3 separate regions of the Homo sapiens genome follow, and regions 1 and 3 are each linked to region 2. The links are chromatin contacts, found by Hi-C or POLR2A ChIA-PET in ENCODE. All regions are on one chromosome and are shown on one strand. The core of a region is the stretch at or near the end of the contact, and the rest is flanking DNA. Distances in the headings are between cores, read along the strand shown. Region 1 holds the start of MARS1 (methionyl-tRNA synthetase 1). Region 2 holds the start of ZBTB39 (zinc finger and BTB domain containing 39). Region 3 has its middle 12 kb from the start of PTGES3.

Evidence for each region. Hi-C counts contacts between places; a loop is a spot of excess contacts on that map. ChIA-PET counts read pairs that join two places held with the same protein, here RNA polymerase II (POLR2A). Pooled maps may share reads with other maps.
Region 1: a loop to region 2 is called in a map of CD8-positive, alpha-beta T cell, with 11 times the contacts of the local background. The contact joins the promoter of MARS1 here to the promoter of ZBTB39 in region 2. A Hi-C loop is called at or near these places in 1 of 168 maps with a recorded cell type or tissue (CD8-positive, alpha-beta T cell), 3 of 37 single-sample maps with no recorded cell type and 4 of 50 pooled maps. POLR2A ChIA-PET finds 5 or more read pairs at or near these places in 1 of 52 experiments (Caco-2).
Region 3: a loop to region 2 is called in a pooled map, with 2.2 times the contacts of the local background. The contact joins the enhancer-like site here to the promoter of ZBTB39 in region 2. A Hi-C loop is called at or near these places in 1 of 50 pooled maps. POLR2A ChIA-PET finds 5 or more read pairs at or near these places in 5 of 52 experiments (H1, PC-9, Panc1 and 2 more).

The regions. Positions count from the first base shown.
Region 1 is chr12:57,486,702-57,491,185 of GRCh38, reverse strand. MARS1 (methionyl-tRNA synthetase 1) reads right to left here and starts at 3,118. Exons shown (of 21, transcript NM_004990.4): 1 at 2,987-3,118; 2 at 2,077-2,167; 3 at 1,841-1,919; 4 at 1,628-1,762; 5 at 1,215-1,290; 6 at 807-979; 7 at 542-648. The coding sequence starts at 3,095. It also overlaps a transcript of ARHGAP9 not described here. RefSeq lists enhancers at 2,247-3,193, 2,991-3,380, 3,194-4,141.
Region 2 is chr12:57,005,063-57,009,797 of GRCh38, reverse strand. ZBTB39 (zinc finger and BTB domain containing 39) reads left to right here and starts at 3,252. Exons shown (of 2, transcript NM_014830.3): 1 at 3,252-3,393. RefSeq lists silencers at 3,054-3,413, 3,434-3,583.
Region 3 is chr12:56,697,598-56,702,322 of GRCh38, reverse strand. No RefSeq gene overlaps it. Among named protein-coding and RNA genes, the nearest start is that of PTGES3, 12 kb to the right of the region's middle. RefSeq lists silencers at 1,406-1,465, 1,414-1,568. Within about 2 kb of position 1,487, at least 6 of the 41 ENCODE cell types and tissues checked have a DNase peak (open chromatin) inside an H3K27ac peak, as active enhancers do.

The DNA.
Region 1 (4,484 bases), core at 1,869-4,368, 480 kb before region 2:
AAACATGGGTGCAGGGCCGGCACAGTGGCTCATGTCTGTAATCCCAGCACTTTGGGAGGCCAAGGCTGGTGGATCACCTGAGGTCAGGAGTTCGAGACCAGCCTGTCTGGGCAACATGGTGAAACCTTGTCTCTTCAAAAAATTAGCCAGGCGTGGTGGTGCACACCTATAATCCCAGCTACTTGGGAGGCTAAGGCAGGAGACTCGCTTGAACCCGGGAGGCGGAGGTTGCAGTAAGCTGAGATCGCGCCAATGCACTCCAGCCTGGGCAACAAGAGCGAAACTCCGCCTCAAAAAAAAAAAAAAAAAAGGATAGACAAGAAAAACATGGGTGCAGATGGGACAGATGGAGTGTCCAAAATGATAGGCTAAGAGAAAATGTAAAAAAAAAAAAAAAAAAAAAAAGAGATGTAAGAATTAAAAGGAGAGGATGAAAAATTAAAGAGAGATCAGCAAACGGGACCTAGCAGGCAGGTTCTGGCTCTATCAACAATTTCCACTACAAAATCAAGCCCCACTCACATGTGCCATGTCTACTCACACTGGATTCTGCTGGGGCCGCAGCGGGGGCAAACTTTCTAGGCCCTTCTCCCAAGCAGTAACAGCCATAGCAATCTCCTCCTCAGATAGGGTAGCCAGCTCCTCCTCCTATAAAGAGTGGAGAGAATCCCTTACCAGGTGAGGAGGGCCCACAGGGTAAAGAAACTTTCTCCTTGCCACTACCTGAAAAAGTTAGTGGCCATGCTCAAAGTCCATCTCCTAGCCACCTCCCACCTCAGGCCCCAAGGCTCTGCCCTATTCCAAACCTCAGGCTCATTGGTGACAGCCCTTCCCTCAGCGGGGCTGGGCTGGGGCTGCTTTTGGAGGTAAGGCCGGAGAGCCAGGACACCTTGCTGTTTCAGTACAGTCTCTGCAGCTCGCTGACATGGTTCCTGGGTACTCAGTGTCTGGAACCAGCTGTGCAGGGCACTCAGCTCCTCTGTGGGTATGGAAGAAAAGAAAATCAGCAAACATAAGGACCTGGTAGGCAGGAGCGGGCATCTTTCCCCTTCTTTGTGAGGTTTCTCCAGTTGCTTTCCCCAGTTCCCTCAACCATCTTCTGCTATAGTTGCCCAGTCAAGCTGTACCTTGAAGGGAGTTCTCAGTATTCTACTGCCCATTCTGTAACCCCTACACCAAGCTCCTAGGGTTGGAGTGATATGCACAGTTCTCACCAGGGAGGTAGGCGGGATCTTGCAGTAATGGGTATAGGGCTCCCCACAAAACAATGTCGGCTAGAGATTCTGTCTCCTTTGTTGGGGATAGAAAAGGAAAATGTACACAAATGAGACACTCAGTTTCTTCCCAATGGTAATATCTAACATTTACTGAGCACTTTATATGTCAAGCACTGTATTAAGCACTTTATATGATCTCACTTAATCCTCACAATAACTCACTGAGATAGGTACTAATATTATCCCATTTCACAACTGAAAAAAATTGAGGATTAGAGAGATTAAGTGATTTGCCAAGATTACACTACTAGTAAGTGGCAGTGTTGGGTTCGAACACTCTGAATACAGTCTTCCCTCTTAATCCTTACACCATAAGCCTTCCCCAGTCCTCATCTCAAGACCCAACTCACCCCAGCCAGGAAAGGACAGTTCTGACGACTCAAGCTGTGGTCAATGTGAGTCAGGGCTCTCCGCACTGAACCAAGAACATCTTCCCCCTTCTTGCCTTGGACCACTAAATAGTACAGGGCAGCAGACAAAGCTGGCTAAAATGCAGGGGACATGAGTCAGGATGGCCACGCAGAACAAGGGCCTGCCTGACATCCCCCATACCTTAGTCCTACCTGCAGCTCTGTCGCTTCCCATTCCAGCCACTGGTTAGTGAGGTCATCTTGCTCCCAGCCAGATAACAAAAAAAAATATCTGCCCAGAGAGAGAGCAACAGATGATGGACTTAGAGGGGCCCATTTAGCCCATTTCTCATCACACAGGGAAACAATGGCTGCAAATAAAGCCACACAAATGACAGTGAGGCCTGATTTGATTCAGCCACCTCCCTACACCAAGGACCAATACTGACCGGCAGATTGCACTAGTGGAGAAGAGGTAGTTGCCGCTATCCAGCTGCAAGACAGGGACCTTAGGCCGGGTCAGGAACGGGACCACACAATCTGATGCAAGAATGGAAAATGGGTTAAAAAAAAAAAAGGAAAAGAAAAGAAATACTTTGTCAACTTAGGATAACCTTGCATTGTTCAGTGAGTAAAAAAAGAAAGATGGGCAGTCTCAACCCAGAAGTTCCAGGATAGGACCACTGAAAGGGGGTGGTCCGGAATGGGCTGGAGAGGCCAGCAGGTGTTCAGCTGAAACTGCCAGCTGGAAGCAACAGATGGGGACTGCAGAGGAGGTGGTGGTATTGGGATAGTGCTGCAGCCAAGAACTTAACGACTGAAAGTAACTGGGATATCTTCATAATTATCTGAAGGTCACAGTGGGAGAACAAAATTAAAAGAACTGAGAAGACTTACAAGAGAACCTCCTAAGAGTCACCCAAACAATCGGCTGAGAATGAGAAGAGGTAAACAGAAAGGAACGTGTGTGTGTGTTAGGAGGGGAGAGAGGGATTTCCTAAGAACACAAAAGGGTGCCTGGGGGCTGTCATGCTAGTAACTAAAGAGCAGAGGGGGATGCCTGATAGGTGTAGGAGAAGGTTGGGAAGGGAAGAGCAGTTTACTGGGGTGAGGCGGGGACCGGGAAGACGGAAGAGGGGAGGAGAGAGATAAGGGAAGGGTATTATATTGAGGGTAATTAAAGGAAGTGAAAGATGTGACTGGGAGGGAAGAAGGCGTGGAGTGATCAAGGATAATAGGAGAAGTGGTCGATTGGGGTGTGTGGCGAGGGCTAGGGGTTTGGCAAAGACAGCTGCAGAGAATCTGGCGTGTTTCGGTCCCGCCCCCCCATCCACCGCCCACCAGCACCAGCACGAGTACCTTCCGGGCCTACAGTGCTGATGAGCACCTCTGCTCTGCCCCGGGCTCTCCCGGCGGCGGCCAGCACCGGCAAGCAACCCGGGACGCCATCACTCACGAACAGTCTCATTTCGCCGTGAATCCCTCGCTGATGCAACCGGAACCGGCCTCCCGCTTCTGAGTTCAGCGGCCTCCGCGAGGCACGCCGGGAAATGGAGTTCCGTATTAGGCCACTGCCCTGGCACCGCTACCGGAAAGTAGACTATTTCTCCCATCATGCAACGCTAAGACACAGGAAAAGACTATCATCGAGATGAAGAGGCCGCAGATGCGGGCTAGACTGCACTTTTTTTTTTTTTTTTTTTTTTTTGTGAGAGGGCGTCTCCCTCTGTCACCTGGGCTGAAGTGCAGTGGCACGGTCTTGGCTCGCTGCAACCTCTGCCTCCAGGGTTCAAGTGATTCTCCGGCCTCAGCCTCCCATGCAGCTGGGACTACAGGCACGTGCCACCACGCTCGGCTAATTTTTGTATTTTTAGTAGAGGCGGGCTTTGACCATTTTGGCTAGGCTGGTCTCGAAGTCCTCACCTCAGATGATCCGCCCGCCTCGGCCTGCCAAAGTGCTAGGATTACAGGCGTGAGCCACTGCGCCCGGCCTAGAGCAGCACTTTTTTTCTGGAGATCCAGAAGAGACGTTTAGGTTTTAGGGCAAGTCGCACTTTTATCCTCTTACGCTGCTGGAGGGCGGTGACTGAAGCCGCGGCTGCTTCTCTTGTTGTGGAGAATGAAATGGCCATGTCATAACAGCAGCTACTCGCAGTGGCTCTCGATGCAAGCTCTTAACGGTCAGAGTTTTAGAGTTCGGAGTTACCATGTGCGGAATTAGTGACAAAGTGGAAGTTAGTGTACATATCCATCCTATCAACAACAACAACAAAAATGTACATAGGCCGGGCGCGGTGGCTTATGCATGTAATCCAGCACTTTGGGGAGTCGAGGCGGGCGGATCACCTGAGGTCAGCAGTTCGAGACCAGCCTGGCCAACATGCTGAAACCCCGTCTCTACTAAAAATACAAAATTAGCTGGGCATGGTGGCAGGCGCCTGTAATCCCAGCTACCCGGGAGACTGAGGCAAAAAAAATCGCCTGAACCCGGGAAGCGGAGGTTGCAGTGAGCCGAGACCGCGCCATTGCACTCCAGCCTGGGCAACAAGAGGAAACTCCGTCTCGAAAAAAAAGAATGTAGACAAGTAAAATATTAATACCAGTCTGAGTTCATATACAGCTCGACGTCTCATCAAAGGGGTAGAAGAGCATCTCTTTTTTTTTTTTTTCTTTGAGACGGAGTCTTGCTCTGCCCCCCAGTCTGGACTGCAGTGGCGCGATCTCGGCTCACTGCAACCTCCGTCCCCCGGGGTTCACGCCATTCTCCTGCCTCAGCCTCCCGAGTAGCTGGAACTACAGGTGCCCGCCACCACGCTCGGCTAATTTTTTGTATTTTTAGTAGAGACGGGGTTTCACC
Region 2 (4,735 bases), core at 2,003-4,502:
AGTGATTAAAATAAATACACGAATTTGGAAGATGGTTTCTAACACACAAAGATTTTTACAGACCAGTTTTAGATAAAGAAAAAACAGGCCGGGCCCGGTGGCTCACGCCTGTAATCCCAGCACTTTGGGAGGCCGAGGCGGGTGGATCACGAGGTCAGGAGGTCGAGACCAGCCTGACCAACATGGTGAAACCCCTTCTCTACTAAAAATACAAAAATTAGCCAGGCATGGTGGCGCATGCCTGTAATTCCAGCTACTTGGGAGGCTGAGGCAGGAGAATCGTTTGAACCCAGGAGGCAGGGGTTGCAGTGAGCCGAGATCACGCCACTGCACTCCAGCCTGGGCAACAAGAGCAAAAAACTCCGTCTCAAAACAAAACAAACAAACAAAAAAAACAATAAAAAAAGAAAAAGAAAAAGAAAAAAAATATTCAGAATGACTTGTATTACTAGGATGGGTCTGGGAGATATTCATTCCTGAATCTGACCCTACTTAATTAGAGAAGGAGGTGGGGATCAAGGCTGTCCGGAGACCCAGCCACAGAGGAGGACAAATCTATGACCCTATACAATTTTTTTGTCTCCAAATGCTGAGCCTGGGTTCTGTGACAGATCCTGGGGATGAAATGATGACTCATACACAGAGTTTACAGTTTAGCAGGGCTGTGGACAAGCAAACAGAACTTGATCCAGCTAGGATGGGATGTGGACAGGGAAGTTACTACCGAGGCCAAGAAAGAGAGGAGCAGATATCTTCACCGTTAACTGGCTGCCTTAGTTATTATAAAGGGAAAACATTTATCTCCCACTCCTCTCTAAAGTGCCTGTTACCAGCTCCTGCAGCTCTGACTTAACAGTCCCCAGAATGTGTAAGGCACTTACATGTGGTATGCATGGGTATGGATGTCTTTTACTAATCTATGATGTCAACTATCACCCGCCATCCTAAGGGGGGTTCTGTACCCTAATGGAACAGCCAGTGAAATCCTCAGGCTCCTTATCTTAGCGTGGTACAGGGGCCTTTGTTATGCCCCTGAATTGCACTGATAAAACATCAACACATAGATTTCCCAAGGCAGTGTAAGGACAGGGCCACAGAGCCAGAGGCCACTTCCTGCAGTCCTTTCATTCTAGTGAAAATTCTATCTTCCTACAGCCTGACTTGGGGCCACTTTGGAATGACAGCTGTATAGTGGGGGGCGGGGAAAGGAGGGAATACTCACCCTAGTATTACTTATGTCAGCTTTATAGCCAGAGGTCAAAGAATGCCCCCACCCCAGAGCCTAGACCCTTTTTCCAGTGAGTCATCTCTTTGACTTTTCAAAATTATCTATCTATAGGGCTTAAAACTGGGGACACTTTTGCAGAGTCTAGGGGCTTTCTCTGGGTCATGAAAGCTACAAGAGTTGGTTCTGCTCAGACTTGGTGGGAGTTAGGCTTATAGGCTGAGATGAGACAATTGCTTTGCAAGTAGGAACATTAAGTGCAGAAAGATTGCTCTCTAGTGGGACTGACAAAAATTGCAGTACTGGGGACTCCAGAAAAAAATGAAGACAAATGTTAAGTTAGATTCCTGTGTTTGTACTTGAAGAATGTGTGAAGGGATCCTGACCCTCCCTTTCCTGTTGTAAAACAGTTGATGCCTAAAGAGATCTGGTCCACAAGACCTTGACTAAATTCCTGGCCCTTTCTTCTCCATTTAACTTTGTATATGTTTGTTATTGTGACTATATGGTGATTTACTTTAAAAAGACTTCAGTATAAGTGGTATATACTTTCACCTGCGTCTTTTGGATGATTTGTTTTCATGTGAAGTTTATTGGGGTCAACCCTCCAGAGATGGCTGGGGCAGTTGGTTAGAAAGACTGTATAGGCCCAGGCCCTTGCAAGCCCAGCAGCCCTCTGTCTCCAGAGTCATGCTGGAGGTCTGGACCTGCTGGCTGTGTGATATTCCACTTTAGGGAGACTCAGTCACCTTGCACAACTGTGAGAGCTGGGCCTGCCACTGAAACATTGTGTCAACCTCTAAGTGACCCTTTCACTAGATGGTAAAGTGAGATGCCTCATCCCCAAACTATAAGAACAGTTCTATGGCTGTTTTTGTATCTCCTGGCTAACAAATGTTACATGTTTGGCAGCATTTGGTATAGTGCTTGCTTTCAGTATAGTCTGCCACCAGTTAATGAGGTTGTGGAAAGGAGGACACACAATCTCCCAAATTCATCAAGAGAATGGACAATTGCTGAATGGCCAAACTGGCTTAGATCTGTTGGCAACATTCAGTGTGTCCCTTCCTTTCCACTTATCCATCAAGGAATTACTGAATCCTACCATGCGCCTGTCCTGGGAGTTTGTCCTTGGCTGCAAGCTATTTTCAGGCAGTGACTGGGATGGGATGGGAGAGAGGATGAAACTGAAGGGTCTTGGAGCCTAAGAGCTTCCTCTGTACTGAGGGAGGGAGGGCGACATGACGAAGACTTCTAATGTCTTTGGTGGTGGTGGGTGGGGCAGGCAGTGTAGGTGGTTTTCGTTTGATGACAATTCTTGGGCAGAAGCATTTGAAAAGATGATTTGGGAGAAGGGTGGGGAGGAAGAGTGATCGAGTTCTACACAGAGTTGGGGAGGGCAGGCTTCAGGAAGCAGGCCTGGGGTGCCAAAGTACAGTGAGATCCGGTGACTTTCTTCATTTGGCCACCTAGATGGAAGGAGGGACAGCAGTGGATTATCAGAAGGGTCCAGTAGTAGCGGTCTAGCCCTCAAGTGCTCCTTCATTCATTCAAGCAGGCTTAATGTATTAAGCACTTATTGTGCCAGGAAGTGTGGTAAGGGTCAGTGTGGACCTGCGGCCGTGTGCAAAGCCACAGATCCCTGCCTTCAGGAAGCCCACAGCCTAGTGGAGGAGATATATAGTAATCAAACAATCTTACAACATTTTGTAAAATGCCCATAGTAGATGTTCTGAGGAGAAGCTTTTGGAACTGTGAGCGTAGAACAGGGGAGGTGAAGAGAGTTTGGATAGGGTTTTTCACTCTTCAGGCACCAAGTCCCGCGCACAGTGGATGGGCGCTTAGAAAAAGCCAGCCTGGGGACTTGGAAGCCCCTGCACCCCTCGCGCAGGTCCTGGACCCGGCCCCGCCGTGGGGGGGCGCTGCCTCCTCCCGGGCGGCGGGGGGCGCTGCGGCCGGGCGGCGGGGGGCGCTGCCTCCTCCGGGACGGCGGGGGGCGCTGCGGGCCGGGCGGCGGGGGCGGCCCGGGCCGTCGCGGCGAGCCGCGCGGCGGATGGAGAGTCTGGCCGCGGCCGGCGGCGCCGCCTCCTCGTCGGGCCGGGCACGGCGGGCCGGGGCCTTTGTGTGAAGCGGCGGCGGCGATGGTGCTCGGGGCGCCGCAGAGCCGGGTAAGCGCGGCCAGGCCGAGGGCTGCCCCTGGCCGAAGCCCGACCTTCGGCCCGGCATTTATCTCGCTCTTGCTGGGGTCCCTCTTGCCCGCTCCCTTCGGCCGGACCCATCCTCCCCGCCCGCGCGCCGACCCCGGCCGGCCCCGCCGCCCCTCGCTTGGCCCCTTATTCAGCCCCATGCCCCCAACAGGCTCACCCGGGTGAGCCCCGCGCTGTTTGTGGAGGGACTGAGGCGCTCGTTGCCTCCAGAGGGAGCGCCCCAGCCGATGCAGCGCCCTTCCCTCCCAGATGCGACTCCGGAGGGGAGACCGCGGCGCCCGGGGATTGTTGGGGTGTCCTTGGAAGTTCCCAGCTTCCCCCTCTCCCACCCTCTCCTCTGGCTGCCCAGTGCTCCGACCCGCCCATCGTTCAGGGGTGGCCACCAGGGCCCGGGAGATGCTTGGCCGGTACCCCACAATACTTAGACGCTTCCTGGGCCCCAGAAAAAGTTGGGAGTTGTTAGAATCTGGAGAGATGGAGAAAGGGGCTGTGTTGGGCAGAGTTGTGAGACTGAACAGGGATGCAAGTAGCTCTTCTTCCTTAGTCGTGCAGGAGTCAGAAAGGGCAGAAAGTGGTAGTGAACAAGCCTCTAGGAGTCTTACCTGTATAATTAGAAGTCTTTCTTGCGGCATCAAGTAAATCTGTTAGTGCAGGGACAACAAAATATAAACCCCGAAAAGGGTGGCGAAAAAGAATACAACATATTAAAGTAATATTAAATACTACCACAGTTGTGTTCTACTTTTCTTACTGTGCATTCTGAGTGTTTTAACTTCACAGAATACAGGGACTGTGATAAAGCAATATCTGGAGGGGCTCTGGGTTATCGAAAGGCCAGAGAGCGGGTATGTAGTATAGGCAGAGAGAGATGGGGATTCAAGAACGTGAGATTTATTTGGAGATTATTGAGAGGTTGAAGACACAGCAATGACAAAGCTAAAAAACGGAACCACCTTATATGTTCCTCAGTAGCTAGTGGAGCTTTGATAGTTGTGTTCAAGCATGTGCATGGTATTTGGCATCATGAGGGAAAAGAATATGCTCAATGAATTAGGAAAGCTTGTATTTGGGAGGAAATTAATAGGAGAAAAATTTGATCCAGTGGCTCTGGTAATGAAGTATAAGATTGTGTCCAAGGGAATGCCTCTGGTTCGTCTCTAGGCACCAGCTTAAAACCAAGCTATCAGATTGTCATCAGTCGTTTTGGTTTTTGTCATAACTCTTTGAGTATATACAGGGGGAGATGTCATTGCCTTGTCATAATGGAGGAACTCTCCATGCCAGTTTACTCCTGATCCCTACC
Region 3 (4,725 bases), core at 238-2,737, 310 kb after region 2:
CCAGATTCAAGCGATTCTTCTGTCTCAGCCTCCCAAGTAGCTGGGATTACAGACATGCACTACCACACCCAGCTAATTTTTATTTTATTTTTTTGTATTTTTTTGTATTTTTAGTAGAGACGGGGTTTCATCATGTTGGCCAGGCTGGTCTCGAACTCCTGACCTCAGGTGATCCACCTGACTCGGCCTCCCAAAGTGCTGGGATTACAAGCATGAGCCATAGTGCCCAGCCAAGATCTCTGTTTTAATGTTAATGCTGGTCAGTTGTGCCAGAACTCCAAAGGGAAGAGAGTATAATGAGGCATATTCAATGCCTCCCATTCCCCACATTGCCTGAACTACTTTTTCAGGAGTTTGGGGGTCCTCTTGGCCAAATGGGGATCCATTCAGTCAGTTGGGGGGCTTAAAATTTTATATTTTTATTTATTTATTTATTTATTTAGACAGAGTTTCGCTCTTGTTGCCAAGCCTGGAGTTCAATGGCCCAATCTCGGCTCACCACAACCTCTGCCTCTCGGGTTCAAGTGATTCTCTTGTCTCAGCCTCCGGAGTAGCTGGGACTACAGGCGCACGCCACCACACCAGGCTAATTTTTGTATTTTTAGTAAAGACGGGGTTTCACCATGTTGGCCAGGATGGTCTCGATCTCCTGACCTCGTGATCCACCCGCCTCGGCCTGGGATGACAGGCGTGAGCCACCGTGCCCGGTCTAAAATTTTATTTTCTACAGTTCTAACACCCAGAAGTGAGATTGCTGGATTTTTGATTTCTGAATTAAGCACAGAGTTTCCTGACCTGTGTCCCAAGAATTGCCTTTACAGTCCCACTGATTTGTTGATCTAGTTCTTAGAAATCTTAATTAAGACCCGGTGCGATGGCTCATGCCTACAATCCCAGTACTTTGGGATGCCAAGGAGGGTGGATCACCTGAGGTCAGGGGTTCGAGACCAGCCTGCCCAACATGGTGAAACCCCTGTCTCTACTAAAAATACAAATATTAGCTGGGTGTGGTGGCGGGCACCTGTAATCCCAGCTACTTGGGAGGCTGAGGCTGGAAGGCTGAGGCTGGAGAATCGCTTGAACCCAGGAGGCGGAGGTTGCAGTGACCGGAGACCACGAATTACACTCCAGCTTGGGTGACGAGTGAAACTCCGTCTCAAAAAAAAAAAAAAGAAATATTCATTAAATTAGATCTTTCTCTGCCTTTTCATTTGGTATAAATCTGGCTTAATGAAGCAGACACTGCCTACATGCATTTAATGACTCTAAGAAAGCAGCAACTCCCAAAGGACACAAATTAAGGATGAAAGTTTCTAACTGCTCTTGGCCAACTGTATGATGGAGAGTTGTGTCAGGAAGTGAAGAAATTTCCTCTTTTGTTATTTAAAAGGGAGACTAAGAGACTGTGGTTAGCAATTCATAATAGCCTGTGTCTCCAGCCCATGAGAGTCACTTGGGGCCGGCGCGGTGGCTCATGCCTGTAATAGCAGCACTTTTGGAGGCTGAGGCGGGCGGATCACTTGAGGTCAGGAGCTTGAGACCAGCCTGGCCAATATGGTGAATCCTTGTCTCTACTAAAAAAACAAAAATTAGCCGAGCCTGGTGTCAGGCACCTGTAATCTCAGCTACTCTGAAGGCTGAGGCAAGAGAATCGCTTGAAGCCGGGAGGCAGAGGTTGCAGCAAGCCGAGATCGCGTCATTGCACACCCGCCTGGGCGACAAAGCAAAACTCCCTCTCAAAAAAAAAAAAAAAAACAAAAGGCGGGGGGCAGTGGCTCACGCCTGTAATCCCAGCACTTTGGGAGGCCGAGGCAGGCGGATCACGAGGTCAGGAGATCCAGACCATCCTGGCTAACACAGTGAAACCCCGTCTCTACTAAAAATACAAAAAATTAGCCGGGCGTGGTGGCAGGTGCCTGTAGTCCCAGCTACTCAGGAGGCTGAGGCAGGAGAATGGCGTGAACCCGGGAGGCGGAGCTTGCAGTGAGCCAAGATGGCGCCACTGCACTCCAGCCTGGGCAATACAGCGAGACTCCATCTCAAAAAAAAAAAAAAAAAAAAGAATAATTTTTGACCTTGATTTACCAAGCGTGGTGGTGCGCCCCTGTAATCCCAGCTACTCCGGAGGCTGAGGCAGGAGAATCACTTGAACCCGGGAGGCGGAGGTTGCAGTGAGCCGAGATCGGCCATTGAACTCCAGCCTGGGCAACAAGAGCGAAACTCCTTTTCAAAAAAAAAATTAGCCAGGTGTGATGGCGCCCGCCTGTAGTCCCACCTACTTGGGAGGCTGGGGCGGGAGGATCACTCAAGCCCAGAGGTCAAGGCTATGGTGAGCAGAAATCGTGCCACTGCACTCCAGCCCAGGTGACAGAGTGAAACCCTGTCTCAAAAAGATAAAATAAATAAGGCCGGGTGCCGTGGCTCACCTCTGTAATCCCAGCACTTTGGGAGGCCGAGGCAGGTGGATCACCTTAGGCCAGGAGTTCGAGACCAACTTGGCCAAGATGATGAAACCCTGTCTCTACTAAAAATACAAAAATTAGCCAGGTGTGGCGGTGCGCACCTGTACTCACAGCTACTTGGGAGGTTCAGGCAGGAGAATCGCTTGAACCCATGAGGTGGAGGTTGCAGTGAGCCAAGATGGCACCACTGCACTCCATCCTGGGTGACAGAGTGAGACCCTGTCTCAAAAAATAAATAACAAAGAAACAGAAGACAGCCTTTTTAAGAAAAAGGAATGGCTGGTCAACTATGTCAAAAACTTCTGTCAGAGGCCTTTGAAACAGAGCAACTCCATCTTGAATAGGAGCAGGGTAAAATGAGGCTTAGACCTCCTGGGCTGCATTGCCAGGATGTCAGGCATTCTATGTCACAGGATGAAATAGGAGGTTGGCCCAAGGTACAGGTCACAAAGACTTTGCTGATAAAACCAGCATGTGGTAAAGAAGCTGGCCAAAAACCACCAAAACGAAGATGGTGATGAAAAATGACCCCCTCGTCATCCTCACTGTTCATTATATATGCTTATAATTCATTAGCATGCCAAAAGACACACCCACCAGCACCATGAAGGTTTACAGATGTCATGGCAAAGTCAGGAAGTTACCCAATAAGTCTAAAAAGGGGAGGAGCCTTCAGTTCAGGGAATTGCCATGCCTTTCCCAGAAAGCTCATAAATAATCCACCCCTTATTTAGCATATAATCAATAAATAATCATAAAAGTAGTCAACCAGTAGCCCTCGGGGCTGCTCTGGCTATGAAGTAGCCATTCTTTTATTTCTTTATTTCCTAATAAACTTGCTTTCACTTTACCATATGGATGTGTCCAAATTCTTTCTTGCTTGAGGCTCAAGAACCCTCTCCTGGGGTCTGAATAGGGATCCCTCTGTGGTAACACTTCAAAGAGACCAAGAACAGGTTGGGTGCAGTGGCTCATGCCTGTAATCCCAGCACTTTGGGACACCAAGGCGGGTGGATCACTTGAGGTCAGGAGTTCGAGACCAGCCTGGCCAACATGGTGAAACCTCGTCTCTACTAAAAATACAACAATTAGCTCAGCATGGTGGCACACACCTGTAATCCCATCTACACAGGAGGCTGAGACAGAAGAATCACTTGAACCCAGAACCCAGGAGGCGGAGGATGCAGTGAACCACTGTATTCCAGCCTGGGTAACAACAGCTAAACTCTGTCTCAAAAAAAAAAAAAAAAGAACAGAGACTGAAAAAAACGGCCTTTTTTTTTTTTTTTTTTTTGACACAGTGTCTCTGTCACCCAAGCTGGAGTACATGGCATGATCTCAGCTCATTTCCACCTTGACCTCCTGGGCTCAAGTGATCCACCCACCTCAGCCTCCTAAGTAGCTAGGACTGCACCACACACGGCTAACTGTTTTTGTTTTTGTTTTTTTTGTGAAACGGAGTCTCACTCTGTTGCCCAGGCTGGAGTGCAGTGGTGCGATCTCAGCTCACTGCAACCTCCACCTCCTGGTTTCAAGCTATTCTCCTGCCTCAGCCTCCCAAGTAGTTGGGATTACAGATGAGAGTCACCATGCCCAGCTAATTTTTTTTTTTTTTTTTGAGACGGAGTCTCACTCTGTTGCCCAGGCTGGAGTGCTGGAGTGCAGTGGCATGATCTCAGCTCACTGCAACCTCTGCCTCCCAGGGTCAGGCAATTCTTCTGTCTCAGCCTCCCAAGTAGCTGGGACTACAGGCGCCCGCCACCACGCCCAGCTAATTTTTGTATTTTTAGTAGAGACAAGGTTTCACCATATTGGTCAGGCTGGTCTCGAACTCCTGACCTCAGGTGATCTGCCCACCTCGGCCTCCCAAAGTGCTGGGATTACAGGCGTGAGCCACCACACCAGGCCACATGGCTAATTTTGGGGGGGTGGGGGTTTGGTAGAGACAGGTTTTCACCATGTTGCCCAGGCTGATCTTGAACTCCTGGGCTCAGGCGATCTGCCTACCCAAAATAATAGGATTATAGGCATGGGCCACAGTGCCCAGCCTGAAGAAAAGGGCCTTTGAATTTGACAATTGAGTGGCTTTCAGTGTATCCACTTTGGTAGCTTGGGGGAGTGGGAACCAATGAATGGACAGCAAAGAAGTACCTTTAGTGAGAATAGTTTATGGAGTAATCTTAGAAATGTGGAAAAAGTTTAACAGACCACAGCATAAAAAGGAGGCCTGAGGTGGCCAGGCGCGGTGGCTCACACCTGTAAT